Linked DNA regions of Homo sapiens: all the other regions are linked to region 3. Evidence: chromatin contacts called from ENCODE Hi-C or POLR2A ChIA-PET data. All regions are on one chromosome and are shown on one strand. The core of a region is the stretch at or near the end of the contact, and the rest is flanking DNA. Distances in the headings are between cores, read along the strand shown.

Region 1 (2,791 bases), core at 16-2,515, 270 kb after region 3:
AAGAGGTTAGTTTGCTTAAATTACTTGCTATTCCTAATTTTGATCAAGTGTTTTCTTAATATTTTGCATTATTTAGTAGCTAATTTTTCCCATCCTAAAAGTATGTTTGTAAATACTCTCGTGTCTCTATATTTTTAAGAAACAGTGTTCTGTTTTTATATTAAGCTTAATAGTTTAATTTTTTTTTGCAGCTGTGAGGCAGCAGATGATAAATCAAAAACTAATATTTTCAACTATCTCAAAAGATAAAAGTCTGACACACTAAATATGGACTAAATGAGGCTTATGGATGATTTATTCTAATTAGATATAAGGTAAATAAATGCTCCTGCAGTTGTGAATTTTATTAAAGTCAGGACATGTCGTTGTTCAGGCTTTCCTGCATTGCGCTTTAAAGAATCATTTGAAAATATTTTGGGTCTGCTGTTGCTGAGACAATATGGCTTGGCAGTGTATTGGTAACTTAATAAGCTCACCACATTTGTCATGCAGAAACTGTTCTTTATATGCAAAGCTGTCAGACAGATTGAGTGTATAATTCTTCTTCGCATGAAATAATATGATAAAACTCCAGTATCAAATTGAATGCTGTACTAGCGTTTGGAATCTTTCATGCATAGGTTGGAATTGTTTTACAATGGAAGCATTGTTTGATGACAAATACTCTTTTTGTAACATTCATCAGTTATGTTTTAATAGCAGGCATTTTCCTCCTGACTATAGGTCTGCCTTTTTTGCTGTTAACATACTGGAAAATGAAGCCTGCTTCTCAGTTATGTTTGACATTTTTTTTTTAATGGTTAACTGCTACAATTAGACTGCACTGTCAGTGTTGTAGATGTTTTTGTTCTTCCTACAAAAGACTATCCTATTGGATTTTGCCAGTTTTATGATAGAGCAAACATTATTTACTCCTTCCTGGTTTTGATTCAATCTCCAATGATAATGCGTACTGATACAATATTTTAAGTCTCACTTCATCACAGAAGAGAATTGCCTGGTATGTGCCCATATAATGCCTGTTGGTGCAAGCAGTGAGATAATAAATTAGCAGAAATTATGCATATAGTCCACGTGGCACATTCTAGAAGGTTAAGCATTTATTTTGGTCCGTGGCAGATATGCTCAAAGAACTCCCCTGCCATGTCAATTTCAAGGGTCTAAAAGGGAAAGAAATTGCTACAAATACATACACAGCAAATGTGCTTAAAGCAGCTCTTTGCCAAGCAAGTTCCTGTTACAGAGTGGCCTGGTGCCAAAGCTCTTCTAAGCACTCTACTGCTACTTAATGTATTTGGTATGTGGGAGAAACTCGTAACTCTGGGACTGCCCAGTGTACGGCGTCTGTCACGTCTGAAGTGTGAGCATTCCAAAGGCTCACAGCCACCCAGCTCAGAACTCAGCGGGGAAGACAGGAACAGGGGTCAGCCTGAATAGAAAGAGACTAAAAGATACATTTGTGAAATTTGTGAAGATATCTTTTTCTCTCTTCCCTCCTTCCTTTTTCCTCCCTTCCTCTTAATTCCTCACTTCCTGCCTCCCTCCCTCTTTTTCATTTTGTTTTTTATTCTGTTTTGTTTTTGAGGGGTACTCTGTTCTAAATGTATTCAAATGATTATAAAATATTCATGGCAATTCTTAGGACTGGGCCTGGCGTACCTTAATTTTTCAACTGATCAGCCTTTCCGGTTTTTCTTAACAAAGGAAAACCAGATCTTTTGCATCCCATAACTTCGTAGCAAAGCCTCCATCTGGAATGAATTCGGCATCTTTAACAAATATGTGTTCTCTATTCAAAAACTATCTAAAAATAGTTCTCAAACAAGTAAGAAAAAATATTTTGACATTTTCTTCATGTTTTGGGTGGTAAGCACAGTTTGAAACAGGCTTTCTGTTAATTTTCATAGGCTTAGGAGTGGATGTACTTTTGTGTGCATGTACAACATATTTTGCTCAAGGATGCTTTCTGATCCAAACTATACCATGGCAGTTGTGTTTTTTTGCAAGGCACAATTCTTAACATGAGTCAGCTTTTCCATCAAACTCAATTACAAGTATTCAAAGTAAAATGCTCAATCAAGATCTACTGACACATGCCAATATTGATTTTGCTTACGTAATTTTAGATGAAAAAAAAAACCATAATCAACCTGTGAGACGGTGTTTGTGGCCTCAACCCCAAAGATACTGATGGCAATGACTTTATTGCGGAACGAAAGGATTACTTTATAGGAAAGCTGGGCCCCTGTAAGAACAGTATCACTTCCTATAATTTATTAATCAGCTACCATGTCTTAGGCATCATGAAATGAAATATACATATGTGAATATTCTTATACAGAGATATATCTTGTCATTTAATCCTAAAAAGATATTATTAGTCATTCTATAATGAAAAAACTGAAGCTTGCAAAGTTGAGCAAATTGTCAAAGGTAAATTGGTTAAACATTCCAACCCAGGCCTGACACTGCCTGCTTTGCCATCATGTTTTCCTTTTGGAAAGACAAAAAAGACAATATGTTGATTTTTGGGGGTCAAATTCATATTTAAACAATTACAAATAAAATTAAGTCAAATTCCATGTACCTTCTCCTATTTCCTAGACTTCTAATACTCTTTGGTCTTTTAAAGTATACAGTTTTAGCAAATCTGAAACGGTTTTTTAAAATGCTCTAATTATAATTTCATTGTAACATGCTTAAAATTCTAAAATTAACTCTAGAGTATTTATATACATATAATATGGTTAATTATTCTTAACCCCCACAGCTTATCCCTTTTGTTATTTTT
Region 2 (2,872 bases), core at 3-2,502, 420 kb after region 3:
TCTTTATTGAAGGATCCCACCAATTTGATGTCTTCATAATTCATGAAGAGTAGACCCATAATAACTCTATTTTCTCTTCAGCTTTGAAAATAAAAGATGCCATTAGTTTAAATTAGGCTTGTATGTGGAATAATCAAGTGTATCAACAAATATAGTTTGACTCAGATGCTGTTTAAGAATAAATGCCAGAAAAGAACTGGCTATTTCTCTTAAAAAATTAAATATGAAAATTGTATTGACAAGCTAGGGTGAAAGTGTTTTAAAAAGTTGATAGACAATATATACATTTATAAAATTATGAAAACTCAAAAATGTAATAAGCAAATAGTTACTGTAGACTAGCTACTCTTTTAAAGCATACTCTTTAGAATATAAAGAAAATAGAATATAAGAAATATCATTAGAGACCTGGCTGTATTTGAATATAAAGAAAATGTCATTAGAGACCTGGCTATATTTGTAGAATACATGAGCACTCAGGATAGTTGGTGAATATGTAGGTATGGGGTTGCCAAAAAGCATCTTTGCAATGCTGTATTAGGGAGTTCCTACTTTGGCTAGAGAAGGCCCACATAGAAAGAACTATAGTGTAAAATATATTTACTTCATTTATTTATTTCCCTTGAAAAGTTCAAACCCCCAAGGAAGTAGACTGTGGATAGTATTTTATCTCCTCTAGCTGTAAGAAATGAAAGGATAGATAAGTGAATTGGATTTGTCTGAAAGCTTCTGGAGTCAGGAGGCACATGGGACTTGTGCTCAGGTGTCTATTTCCAGGCATTATTCAGCAATTTGGTCACATAATTTTCTCTAATATTAGATTTCTGCTTCCAATGGTGGGTGGCATAGTTGAAGAAAGAACTTTATGAAGACATAAGGTCTTGATCTAAACCCTAAGAAGGGAAAGAGTAAGTAAATGAGGTTATATACCTGAAGGCATACTTTTTTACTTCAGAAATTTTTATTTTCCTTCGGAGTGTATAAAATCATGTACTTTTAATCTGCAGAGTAGTTTTCATTCTAATCTACTAGTATACTTTGATAAAAGCATAATTTCATAGGTATATTACATTCGTGGGTCTCGTGTTTATGGTGGTTACGTCTTTAAAAAAAATCTAAACCTTATTTATCTACATCAGTTGTTGACTTTGCAGATCACAGAGAATACAGAGCCAGTCATGCAGAAAGTACCTGTTTGTCATCCTGAGAGTTCAGACATGAACTGTAACCAGTGGCCCATTAAGTACCTTCTCTTGTTGTTTAAAGCATATCCTAGCTTTGCAAATTAATTGTTAATGCAGAATGTTGTAACGGAGCCATGGAATGAAATTCCTGTTACTCCAGTCATAGTAGATGTTGCGTCAAGTACTCTGAGTTGTGTTCCATTGTTTTGTGATTCTGTGCTGTCGGAAAGTCTGGCCTAGAGAGTGTTTAGAAATAAGGAAATCAAGAAATAGTATGGTTTGCTTTTTTGGACTCTGTGTGTGATTTTCCATTGATAGTAATATTGTAATAATTTCTGAGAAATAAAATTCTTTTTCTTTGTTTATAAAAAAGTTACTTGTCAAAATACTCACAAATGCTTTCCATAAGAAAACATTTAACATTTTTTGCTGTAAAAGTGATTACATATACTACATTTAATGCAGTAGAGGACATTCTTGTAATATTGATACAGTAGGACAATATGCATGCCATTGACTATTGTTAACAGTCCAGTTGTGAGATGAAATCCACTATGAAACACAGTAATGTTTAATTTCATATTTAAGACAGAGCTAAATTTCAGTTTAGAAGGTTCTTATATAAAAATTTCAGGAACACCTTTATAAACCAATTAAGAAGGATTTTTGTCTTAAGGGTTTATGTGCCTGGTGTAAGATAGTTATACCTGATCTAATTTTTCTTTCTTTTTCTGATTTTTACTTCTCACATATTGTATTAATGGTGCTTGGTGTGGAAAAAAAAGATGCAGTGACATTTTCTTCTCTTATCCCTTATTTTCTACTCTAAGATACATATAATTTTGCAAATATTTATTTACCTTAATAGCTCAAACCTAGCTAACATTACAGCTAGTTAATGGGTATGATTGTAGGTACGATGAATCATTGTCTAGTAAAGAGACTGTTCAAATATGATTTTATTTTACTGGTTATTTTCCCAACAGAGAGACTCTTGGGGTGAAATAGAGCTCCAAAAAGAGTGTTTTGGGGGAGATGGGAAAGGGAGGATTGGGAGTTTTTAAAGGGAATAATCTCGTGTGGTAATAGGCATGAGGTAATAGTCATTTTGATAATATGAAACAAACAAAAAAGCTTCGAACAGGTGAGTATCTGTACAACTAGGTAGAGTGAGAACATAATGAAATCCCTAACATTTAAAACTAACGATGTAAACTGTAAATGTAATTATCTTTTAGCAAATAACTTTACATGTCAATTTTCTCAGTGGAATTTTTTGACAGTCTAAGTAGTAATGTTTGAAGCTTTGGGGACAGAATCTTTACCCCCTTCCACTTCTCATCATTCTCAGAGAATGCCGAGGGCTGGAGACATTTTTATATAGCTGATAGCAGGGAGAGCATCATTGGAAGAAGAGCTAACATTAATAATACTTACTCTGTGTCGGCCACTGTCCTCAGCACGTTAGGTAAACCCCATTTTACCTTCACAAAAAGCCTATAAAGAAGACAATATTATCCTCATCTTATATACTTACAAAAATATTTATATCATTACAAATAATTCAAATCATTATTTAAATAAATGTATTTATATTATTATAGATGATCAAATGATGCAAAAAGCACATATTACTTACTTAGCCAACCAAATATACCCAGGCTAAATTAGGATTTGAACCATGATAG
Region 3 (3,012 bases), core at 334-2,833:
TCGATTTTTCTCTCAGTATAGTGGATTGTCATTAACACTGTGGTAACATTTCATGTTATTGCAATCATTTTCCATGGTCATATATGTGGGGAAAATACTTAGTATCTGCTTCTGTGGGTTATAGAAACAGACGGTTTGGATAAATTACATCTGTCTAGGCAGACTCCTACTTTTTTGTTGTGTTATGTCATTCATCAGGGAAGTAATAAAATAGAGATCAGTGGTTCTGATGTAGTAACTAATACGTCAACCACAAGCTGATTTGAATAGCATTTTCATGGTGCATACCAACACTAATAACTGTGTGGTTTCCTCATAACCTCAGCAGGTTGTATTTATATACTGACAAAAGGACCATGTAAAATCCATGCACAGCTGGTCATCAGAAGGACTATAAAACACTAGGGTTTGTCATACATGTGGTAATTATAAAGTGAGGCTGTGCAGTGTTCCCTAAACCTTGAAAACAAAGCTTCAACTTAATCCTTAAGTGAACTGTTTTGGGTTGGCTTATCACACAGAAGCCCACTCAACAATACCTCCAAGGCAGTTTGTCCTTTGAAGAGAGAGGGGAAAAAAACATAAAATTCACAATAGTCAGTGTTGTGTTATTCAGTTGGTTACATATGGAAACACAAATCTTTGGATTGTCAACACTACTTTCATAACAGAAAGAAACATTTCATTTTGAAAACGTTTCCTTCCATTTTCTTTTACTGTTTGATGCTTGTTTGTACAGTTCATAATCTAATAATCTGAATTACAGCAATACTTTCTTGCATATTGTCCATGCTGAAATAAAAGTACATTGAAAGCTTTAGTTTTATGAAGTGCATACTGCATATGGAGATTTGTTTTCTAAGTAAACACTAAGCAATTTATGCACTAGTAGCATTCAAATCTCTGATGCTGTTTTGGGATAATTCTCAAGGATTTATGACTTTCATGAATTTCTCTCTAACCAACCTAGATGTACTTCAGAATTTTATCATTGTTTTTGACCAAATACCTTGAGTTTGAAGGCTGCTGTGGAAAGTACTCCATATACAAAGATTGGATAAAATCTGAGGCTTTTCAGAATGCTAAAGAAGATTTCAATTCTGCTGCCCTCCCAAAATTAAAAAACAAATCTTCAAAGCTCTGTGTTATTTTTACATTTTGTTTATGAAAATAAAATAAAATGTTGGACCACTTTTGATAATATTTAAGTTGACCAAATCACATTTGTTTTCACCAAATGAAGAAATTCTTCATTTACTGTATCACTTTAGTTTTCCTTCTCATGACTCCTTTGCCAAGAAAACAGATTTTGCAATCAGATGCCTACTAGCTGGGTGTTCATGAGCTGTGATGGATTACTTTTAATAGGTGCTATTTTCCTACTTCATTAACTGCTCTTTTTCTGATGGTGTTTTTTGGGTCAAGTTAGAAAAGAAACAAAGGTTTAACCATTTACCCAAATAGGCAATGACGCTAAGTGTATTTTTTTAAAGTTGATTATGTACACACAAGGATGTGTTTATTTTGGGAGTATGTGTGAGTAAGAGCTTGAGTGTGTGTGAATGTGTTGTTTTTTTCAACTTAAAACTCTTTGCCTGGCCAACTGCCATCTCCATGCCAGTCTCCATGGCAACTTCCTTAAGGATAAAGTAACAGAAATGTGAGGAGGCTGCCTGCCCACAAACAAAGCTGCCACAGCCCTGCCAGAGGCCTGACTAGACAGAATCCCGGAACACTCCACATTCCATGAGAGTTCTGCAGGTTACTGCAGCTAGCTCCATTTAAAGGTGCAGTGCCTCTAGTCCTGGGAGGAAAGTTTAAAAATGTCTTCTGACTAGTCTTTCCATATATTAGAATGTAGATATGCAACCCACATGTCTTGACATTATTTTTCCCTTCCCATCTACATTGAATAAACATTTTATATCTAGCATTTATTTTTTAGTGATATTTGGAAATTTGCTTGACAGAGACCTTTGCCTAATATTGTGTGTTGTATGTACATCACATCAGGATGTGATGTATGTACCTTTAAAATACTTGTATAAAATATAAAATATTGAAAAAGTGAGACTAAATATCTTGATCCATTCTGCTTTCTTAAAAAAAGTGTCTGCTTTCTAATCTTAATGGATTTATGCATGTTTTTCCAAGAAATCAATAAAATTATTAAAATTCATAGTATATTAACATATATAATATATATTATATATAACAGTAATTTTCAAATGGTAGCAATCTTCCATAGGACACTTGGCAATATCTCAGTGGATATTGGTTGTCACAACTGGGGCCATGATACTGGTATCCAGTGGTTAGAGTCCTGGGGGAGCTTTTAAATATCCTACAATCAATAGAATAGCTCCCATAGCAAAGGATTACTGGCCTGAAATGTCAATAATACGAAGGTTGGGAAACCCTAGTATACATACATAGATGTTATATATGTATGTATGTATGTGTGTATGTACATACCAATTTAAAAATAAAGATTATAAGGTGTAGAGAGCTTAAATAGGAATAAACTATGCTAAGGCAACTTTCTAAGTTGTTTTTGCTCTGTCTCCTCAAACTGGGTACCAGAACTCTGATGACAACTGTCAATCTAGAGTCCACTGTCCAGGATTATCTATACAATGTATTTAGTATCTCTATAGCAATTGTTTTTTAAGACCACAAAAGAATACCTAAGAAGACCAGGCCTAGGCTAGGGAGTAAGAACTATGTGTAGTTTACTCTGTCTCTAAGAGTGTTTTCTATGCAATGAACTATACATCATATACAAGCTGTTTTTTACCTTAACTATTAATTCTTTCCCATTAGGAATTAGTAAAATGCTTCATAATTATGGCTAAGGGAAATATTTATGATCTTCAGCATACAGATTGCTCATTTCATCTCCAAAGTTTTGCTAATACTATTCAGGCTGTTTATGTTGTTGTTACCCCATAATATTCAACACAGTGTTTATATCAGTTATGTTAACCAGTTATGGAAAATCCTGAGTTTCTG

The links. A loop is a pair of places that touch in the nucleus more often than their neighbours do. ChIA-PET counts read pairs that join two places held with the same protein, here RNA polymerase II (POLR2A). Pooled maps may share reads with other maps.
Region 1: a loop to region 3 is called in a map of chondrocyte, with 3 times the contacts of the local background. The contact joins two enhancer-like sites. A Hi-C loop is called at or near these places in 1 of 168 maps with a recorded cell type or tissue (chondrocyte) and 4 of 50 pooled maps. POLR2A ChIA-PET finds 5 or more read pairs at or near these places in 1 of 52 experiments (MCF 10A).
Region 2: a loop to region 3 is called in a map of PC-3, with 5 times the contacts of the local background. The contact joins two enhancer-like sites. A Hi-C loop is called at or near these places in 1 of 168 maps with a recorded cell type or tissue (PC-3). POLR2A ChIA-PET finds 5 or more read pairs at or near these places in 1 of 52 experiments (WTC11).

What each region holds. Positions count from the first base shown.
Region 1 is chr3:29,334,331-29,337,121 of GRCh38, forward strand. The region is part of intron 1 of RBMS3 (RNA binding motif single stranded interacting protein 3); the gene reads left to right. Among named protein-coding and RNA genes, the nearest start is that of RBMS3, 55 kb to the left of the region's middle. Within about 2 kb of position 1,266, at least 28 of the 41 ENCODE cell types and tissues checked have a DNase peak (open chromatin) inside an H3K27ac peak, as active enhancers do.
Region 2 is chr3:29,485,019-29,487,890 of GRCh38, forward strand. The region is part of intron 2 of RBMS3 (RNA binding motif single stranded interacting protein 3); the gene reads left to right. Among named protein-coding and RNA genes, the nearest start is that of RBMS3-AS2, 160 kb to the right of the region's middle. Within about 2 kb of position 1,253, at least 2 of the 41 ENCODE cell types and tissues checked have a DNase peak (open chromatin) inside an H3K27ac peak, as active enhancers do.
Region 3 is chr3:29,063,953-29,066,964 of GRCh38, forward strand. No RefSeq gene overlaps it. Among named protein-coding and RNA genes, the nearest start is that of RBMS3-AS3, 220 kb to the right of the region's middle. Within about 2 kb of position 1,584, at least 7 of the 41 ENCODE cell types and tissues checked have a DNase peak (open chromatin) inside an H3K27ac peak, as active enhancers do.